2 separate regions of the Mus musculus genome follow, and region 1 is linked to region 2. Evidence: chromatin contacts called from ENCODE Hi-C data. All regions are on one chromosome and are shown on one strand. The core of a region is the stretch at or near the end of the contact, and the rest is flanking DNA. Distances in the headings are between cores, read along the strand shown.

Region 1 (4,253 bases), core at 1,618-4,117, 700 kb before region 2:
AAGCTTTATATCTCAGAGGGTCTGGGAACAGATCCCTCAAGGAAACCAACACCTGTCCTCTTATCTGATGGTTTAGCTAGACTCTCCCGTTACTTAAAACTCCCAAGCCTACCTCTTCTCTGTTGTAAAACTAGGCTTTCAGCGTGAGCATGGCAGGGATGTGGTATTTGTAGAAGTACAAAACTGGAAAAGTGTTTCCTTCATTCTTCCACTGAGAGAGATTTTTCCTCAGTGTTCTAAAAGCCTTGTACTGACAAAGAACTTGAGTAATAATTTTATGCTTCTCAGAGCTCATTTTGAATGACCTGAGTGTATGGGTTTTTTTTTGGTAATTATGAAAAATGAATAAAATGCCAGTGGCACATACGATCTGTGATTAAGATCCTCTTTATAACATCTTCCAACTAGGACTCGTGAATGACTCTTCTTGGGTTAATTGTACTTAAAATCAGAATATGTAGTACAATCTTAACTGTGTTAAATTATGCATAGAAAAAGAACGTTAAAGAAATAACATAGTAAATTAGAGTAGCTGTGTGGTGAGCTTCTGGGGAATTTTAATTTTCTTTATGCATTTGTATATTTAAGCAATTTCAGACAATAATACATTGTATTTTTTATTTCCAGAAAAGCGAGTACCATTATTAAAATCAATATACATAACTTTAAGTATCATATGGCACAGACTGTGAAAATACTATATAGGGGGATAAGGTTGAGAGGTGTAGGCCATTGTATTAAATGAGTAGTTTTCCCTGTTCAGATACCAAAATGACTATACGTTCTGTTATTTTCCTCTCTCTCTCTCTCTCTCTCTCTCTCTCTCTCTCTCTCTCTCTCTCTCTCCCTCTCTCCTCTCTTCCTTGCTTGTTTTCCTCTTCCTCCTTCCTGTTCTTTTTCTTCTTTTGAGATTGGGTCTTTCTATGTAGCTCTGTATAGCCAGGAACACACTATGTTGGCCTGGTTGGTTTTGAGCTCAGAGAGATGTGCTTGCCTCTGCCTTCCCAGTGCTAGGATTTAAGACATGCACCACCAATGCCTCATCTTTAGGCCCGCTTTTAGTTAGATGTACATGTCTCTATGTATGTATGCCACATTCGTGCTGGTTCCTGACAGAGATCAGGAGAGGGTGTAGGTTCCCCTGGAGCTGGAGTTACATAGAGTCAGTTGTGAGCTGCTGAAAGTGGATGCTAGGAACCTAAGCCTGGATCTGGAAGAGCCGTCAAAAGCTCGCAACACAGACTGAACCATCTCTCCAGCCCTCTCTCTTCTATTCTGGAAAAGGTTTTGCTTGTGGTATGGCTATGTATTTCTTGACTGAAAAAATATTTTATTTCATAAACATTATAATAAAACATATCTTAATCACTACAATAATATCTAAGTAGGATGCGCATTATATTTTAAAGTCCTTTTTCTTTTTTTGAGATAAGCTCTCACTTTGAGGCTCAGGCTCACTTCCAATTCACAATCCTCCTACCTCAGTCTTCAAGCATTAGAAACACAGCTTTATCTTTAAGGATTGAAGTAGAGTTCATGTAAGTTGTAGTTTTTTCCTCTTTTTAACAAGTTGATATTTTAAAGCCAAGGATGGGTTAAACAATGGTGTTTACTACAAAACTCATAATCAAGTAACTTTCAGTAAAAATAATTACTTTTATTTCAAAATTCTTAGTGGAGAGGACTTTAATGTTGCATGAAGGAGAACTCTCTGAGGTAGTGGACTGCAGCCACTCTGATAAGATCACCACACATCGCACACAAACACTGGGTGGCCACACTGTACTCCACGAACACCTAAAATTATGTGCCAGTTTAAAACAAAAATATATTTTAAACAACTGTTTACAGGAAATAGCTATAATAAAGTCATTCTTTTAAATCCAGTTGCTATCCTGAGACAGAAGATCTGAAGTTTAGACTTGAAATTCCAAACAAGTGAGTTTTAAAGAATAAAACGTTTTAAAACTTAGTTTGACCTAACTTATTTTTGAGACAGTCAGACTTTGAGCTTGTGGTTCCTCAGTTCCAAAAGGGCTGTGTCTGTTTTGCTTATTTTGAGATAGGATCATTGTGTAGCTCTGGCTATCCTGTAACTCACTGTGTGGAGCAAGCCCTGCCTCTTCAGTGCTGGGATCAAAGGTGCCACCACAGCCCAGCAAGAGCTTTGACTTGTTTGTTGTCTGACTGGGAAGCTGGGGACGAAGGGGTAGATGAGTTTCACGCTTGTTTGTGAAACTTGGGGTTTTCTGATTCTCTGTCTAGTGGTTTCTCCCAAACCATGCTCTCAGGAAGAGTCCCTGGGACAGTCATGTGGAGGAAAAGATGTGTGGACATTTGCCCAGCTCCATATACACAATGAAATACGAGCCACTGTTTGTTTTCACGGTACTCAAAGTACCTTTGATTCCCAAGGCACAGTCTCATCCATGGCTCAAGCCGCATGGGAGTCGTTTGAGGAGGTCCACAGTCCCCAAATGCTTGCTTTACTCAGAAGCTCTCTGTAGAAATCCGTGCAGGAATGGAGAGCTGGCTGGAACTTGAGCAACTTCTAGGCTTAAGCCTGCAATTCACACTTTCTTTGAACTAAGTTCTAGATAAAAAACAGAAAACAGAAAAACAAAACCAAAAAAAAAAAAAACCCAAAATAAACATAAATAAATAAAAACTTCAGAATTTATTTAAAAAGAACTACCAGCCTTGTAAAACTCATAATTAACATTAACTTTCCTGCCACCGGCTCTGAAGTCTGGTTGCTAATGGGGAAGAAAGCTGAGAGGCCGACCACAGTGGACACTGCAGGGGAGCTGGCTCATTCCAGGGGATGCTGGGCAAGTCTTATTTTCTGGAACTTGCTCTTGTTTTATGGAAGCTCTGAGGGTTTTTTTTTTTTTTTAGATTTGAGATTAGACTTGAAGCACAAGGCCACAGGGTCTGGGATAAGGCTGCTTTTGATGTGCAAATGGCCAAATTTACCTTTTCCACTAGATGGCATTAGCAACTTCTGAAGCCAGAAGCTAATTACCAGCCACCTTTGTTAGGCTCTCAATTACACCTGTGTGTCTTAAGCTGTAATTGGTAATCGACTCTCTTGCATGTTTTAACTCGGATGCCAGGTACACGGTTAAGACATTGGTATCAGCTCTCTCCCGGGACAGAAATAGCTTCTGGGAGTATCAAAATGGCATGCTAGAATCTCATATTTCAAGCAAGACCTTTGGAAGCAACATACCATGCCACGATAAATTTAAACTAAGTATTCCTAGCTCTCCTTACGATAGTTAGGCAGCAAGCAAGTTGCTAGGTAGACCGGGAAAAGAGAGTTTTGGTTTTCTCAGCAGGGGGAGGATTTTTGTTGTTATTTCTTTAGAACTTGATGGTGTGTTCAAACGTGCAGGGGCAAACCACACCCAGATGTGCAGACTGATCATCTGTCTTCCTGTAATTGTTCTGAGGAAACTAGGTTTTTAAATTATAAATGCAAGCCTCTACTGCCTAGAACGGATGCTGTTCAAACCGTGACTGAAGTGCTTGCCCCTTCGTATGCTCCGTGGAGCTCACTCAAGACTCCGTGGGTGTGTGTGGGGTCTCGTGTCTCCTGCGCAGGCAGTGCGGTGCTCCTGTGCGCACCTCTGCCGCTGCCTCCATCGCTGCCTGCTGCTACCCCGCGCCCACCATTTCTTCCTGTTGATTGGTATCACCTCGCATGCTTAGAATGTCTGCCTGTCTGTTCAGAGTGTGAACTCATTCCTCAGACTCCTGATCGGTTCGTTTCGCACCAGTGTCAAAACGACTTATTAAATCCCGCACCTCCTGATACCCAGTGGCTGATGTGTTTCTGTCCAAACAGTAAATGACAATAAGCATATGCAGTCGGTGGTCTAGCAAACTCATTTAATTTGATAAAAATGTCACCGCAACATGCTTTAAATCGCTGTCCTTTTCATCATCGCTAATTGCTAGCTATAGACCTTTTTCCTATGCTTAATACAAGTGTTAGAATACTGCTCCTTCCAGTCTGATTAGGAATTAAAAAAAAAAAGTAGAATTCCTTTTCAGTGGCAGCATTATTTCATCAAGAGATGGATTTTGCTCTTAATTAGCCAACATGCCACAAGGGAGGCTTCCGAGTCACGGGTGTGAAACAGCCTGGAGCAGGAGATCAATCTACAGGAAGAAAATGGCGGCTGGGGAATAATTGGCAGCCCGGGTGAACGTGGGCTGGTTGTAACAGGGACAATATGTTCCCTCGA
Region 2 (3,900 bases), core at 1,220-3,719:
GGTAATTCAAGGCTCTTCCATGCCTGTTTTTGACGCACAAGTCTGTATTAATCTTCTAAATGATACACGGGGCGTTTGTGCAAGAAAAGAGCACAAGGATGTGATGGGGAAACTAAAAGCTTCAAACTTGAGCGTCAAAACAAAAAGGACACAGAGAGGAGACACAGAGGCACATGATGAGGGGTCGTGGGGCCTTTTATTGTTTTAAACAGTCGGATCTCTTTCGAGGCAAAGCCCATTGAAGGTTTGGGGTGAACATATGTCAACCTTCAGGTGTTCGTTGTTGGGGGCGGAGTGCTGGGCTGGAGGCCCGCACGCCTTGTCTGCTAGGCTTATCCCACGCGCACTGCCGCTGGTGTGAACTAGCCCGGCGCTGACTCGTGCAGACTGCTAAAAGCTGTCTTAGGAGGCTCCGTTGCTCGATAGAACCTGATTCCAAATCTAGGTTCTAATGTTTACCCTGTATCCCCTGTTCCGTAGACACCCTCTCAATAGAAACTTGAATACTGGCTGAAGAATGGAAACAGGTCTGTGACTTTGAACCTAAGAGTTGGCTTCAGTACCTTTCAGAGATGCTAAACCTTTTCCAAACAATCTCCGCGTGAAGGAAGCCTCCCTAGTCTTTCTCAGAACTCTCCTCAAAACCTTCCCCGGCCCCTGGGGTGAGGGTTCGGTCCGCAGCTGGCGGTGGGATGGGGGCGGGGGCGTTGGGAGCGTAGGCTGGCTGCTTTGGGGGAGAGAGCCTTTTGGCCACCTTCAGGGCGGGAATCCGGAATGGCAGTTTGCATTCCCAGCAGATCGAAGCTCCCTGCTGATCGATTATTTGATAATTGATTTTCCCCGCAGCCAATGCGCGGCTGCCTGGGCGGGGACGCCTTCCGATTGGTGGAGCTCTCTCCACGGCTGCCTACCGAGATTTGGGTGAGCTCATTTTCCAGTCGACCGCAGGGGGAGTTTTCTGCGAGGTTTCAGCTGGGGGGTGAGGGGAATCCTCTCCGAGCCCAGCGAGCTGAGAGCCCTGCCTGGGATGTGAGGTTTCCAGCTGCTCCGAGAGCTACTGTGACTGAGCAATCTAAGCCACGAGAGCCGGGCGCAGAAACATAAAGAGTAAAATAACCCCCACTAGATAGAGTAGCTGAAGAGTGAGAATAAAAAGACTCAAAAAACAATTTTAAGTCCAGGGTGTGGTATTTCAAGAGAGAAAGTTAAAAACCACTGGCTGGTTGGAGACTTTAAGTTGTGGGCAGGGTCAGCTTTTGTCTGAAATCTCAGCTTCCGAAGTGGATTTCTTTTTCTCTGGAACTGGGAGCTTTCACGGGGCTGGGTTCGGAGATAGACAAATTGAGAGATGGAGGTCTGGGAGGCCGGCTCCGGGCGTCGCCGCTGAAAGAGCTGGGGGTGGGGGGTGGGAGGGAGCGCAGCGTCTCCAGGCCCGAGCAAGGCCGAGGCTGGAGCCCCTCGGCGTCGCCCAGACAAAGGCAGCCCCAGCCGCAGCGCAGCGGAGCTCTGCAGCTTCGCCGCGCCCCGGGCGCACGGCTAAACTTGCCGGTAGCGCAATCGAGAAAGAGCCTCGGGTCCCGGGGCTCCCAGGCCCCGGCCGCCCGCAAGGTCTGGCTGCTTGGTGCCCGCGTTGAGTTTCGTTCTCCAGCGGTCATAAATAGCTCGGTGTTTGTAAACAAGCGCTGGGGGCACATTCCCGGCGCTCGGCTCATTGTTCCCTCCCTTCCTCCCTCACTTCGCGCGGCGGCTGGGGCTGAGGGCTGCAAGAGAGGAGGTGGGGACGTCCGGACTCAAAGTGACAAAATGCAAGCATTTCCTTTCCTCCGGCCCTACGTCCACTTCTGACAGCGGGGGGAGAAAAAAAAATAAAGAAAGAAAGAAAAAACCCAAACCAAAAGAAAAAAAAGAAAAGAAAAGAAAACCTCTAAGCTGAGTCTGCAGAACGCCCGGGCGACCGCTACCCCACGTTCTCAGGACTCTCGAGCGGAACCTTTTCCAGTCCAGTTCCAGCTCCTCTTCTTGCTCTGGCTTTGACTTTTCTCCTCCGGGAGTCTAGCAGAGAATCCAGTACTTTTGGCATCACCCCCACCCCGAAAAATACTGGCAGACCCCAATAATTTCGAGGAAAGTCTTGAAGTCTTTCATGAGCGGAGCCCTGAGCGAATTAACTCCGGCATCTGCCTGCCCTACGTTTATTCCCGATTTATTTCAAGCGTCCGCTTTGGGAAGAGAGGCTGGAAGGGGACGTAAAGCCGGCGGGTTGGGAGCTGCAGCCTGTATTTGTGTGCATGTGCCCTGGGTGTGTGGTGTTAGTGCCTGGGCGTGCGAATTTGTGGAGTGTCTTTCTGCCTCTCCAGTGCGGCCAGAGCTCGCTTCGCGCACCCACCCCTGCCGAGGAGCCTACTTGCTGCAGCCCAATGCATTGTGTAAGACGCGACCTGTTATGGCCACCACTACTTCCGGGTTCTAGCATTCTGGTCGGAATCCACCTCTCCGCCTGTGCAACACACACTTTACACACGCACGGCGACTGCAAGCGGGCAGCATCGATCGTGGCTCCTTTAAGACAAACTCAGACAGACATTTTTTTAACCCTCCTCTCTAATCTCCCTTCAGTGCAGCAGTTGCAAAGAGGGAGAGAGAAAGAGAAAGAGAGCGAGAGAAGAGAGAAACTGATTAGGAATTAGGACTGATTCAAGGAAAGCGGGCGCTAGGGCTTTGTGCATTTGAATATTAACATTTGAGGTGTTCTGACCAGAAGAAGACAGAACGGACGATCATTCATTCACCACGTTGACAACCTCGCCTGTGATTGACAGCTGGAGTGGCAGAAAGCCATGAGATTTGGTAGTTGGGTCTGAGGGGCGCTCTTTTTTTTTTTTCTTTTTCTTTTCTTTTCTTTCTTTTTTTTTAAACTGATTTTTTTGGGGGGGAGAGAAGATCTGCTTTTTTTTTCCCCTCCCACTGCTGTCTTGGTGGAACCAGAGCGCTTTTATGCTCAGCGACGCGGGCGCCTTGCTTCAGGTCCGGTAGACCGAAGATCTGGGACCAGTAATTCACACTGCTGGAGACGCAAAGGGATTTTTTTTTGTTATTGTTGTGCTTTATTTTTTTTTCCGGGGGAGTTTGCATATTTGTTTCTTTTCACACTGGCCTTAAAGAGGATATATTAGAAGTTGAAGTAGGAAGGGAGCCAGAGAGGCCGATGGCGCAAAGGGTACGTATTAAAAGCAATTGTGGAAGTCAAATGTGAGATTAAATTGAAACGTGGCTGAAAGACACTGCTACTAAGTTTCCTCTTTTCTTTCTCTCTTTTTGAATGAGGATCCTAAAGCCGCGGCCTAAATCGACAGTTTTACTTAATGCGTTTGCAGCCTTATGCATGTTTCTTGTGGTTAATTCAAGTGATCAAGTTGTCTATAGATTCCTAGCCAACAGCTATATAAATAAAAATACAAGCTCAAGGAATCACCTGTTTTAAAAGATAAAAAAGACAAGGGGGAAGATGCTTCATATCCAGTGCTGTAATTTAAGCATTTAGGGACCAAAAGTTTAAAGCTATGTTTAATGAAAATGAACAGCTGAGAACTTTTGCCTCATTATCGATTATATTCATCTTCAGTATCAGTAGAAATGGGGAGCATTTTCCGCTAAGTAATGTCCTGGTGCAGTGAATTTTTGGTTGGAAAAACATTCCTTTTATAAAAGTAATTTTAATTTGCATGGGATTTTATGCAAGATAATAAGTTTGTAGATTTTTTCCTTAGCTAAGTTCTGTACTAGTTAGATACTAAATACAGAGCTCTCACTTTTAAAATGCAATACTAATTTCCCCAATATTCCTATTTGAATGAAAATGCCTTGAAAGTAAACTGAGACAATGATGCCCCCGCAGAGGTG

The links. Hi-C counts contacts between places; a loop is a spot of excess contacts on that map.
Region 1: a loop to region 2 is called in a map of gastrocnemius, with 4 times the contacts of the local background. The contact joins the enhancer-like site here to the promoter of Meis1 in region 2. A Hi-C loop is called at or near these places in 2 of 37 maps with a recorded cell type or tissue (gastrocnemius and left cerebral cortex).

Annotation. Positions count from the first base shown.
Region 1 is chr11:19,713,232-19,717,484 of GRCm38, reverse strand. No RefSeq gene overlaps it. Among named protein-coding and RNA genes, the nearest start is that of Gm39602, 27 kb to the left of the region's middle. Within about 2 kb of position 2,867, at least 1 of the 3 ENCODE cell types and tissues checked has a DNase peak (open chromatin) inside an H3K27ac peak, as active enhancers do; it is gastrocnemius, where a contact is called at or near this core.
Region 2 is chr11:19,017,538-19,021,437 of GRCm38, reverse strand. It overlaps Meis1 (Meis homeobox 1), which reads left to right and starts at 2,469. Exons shown (of 12, transcript NM_010789.3): 1 at 2,469-3,217. The coding sequence starts at 3,206. Gm16141 (a long non-coding RNA gene) reads right to left here. Exons shown (of 3, transcript XR_381070.4): 3 at 3,108-3,900.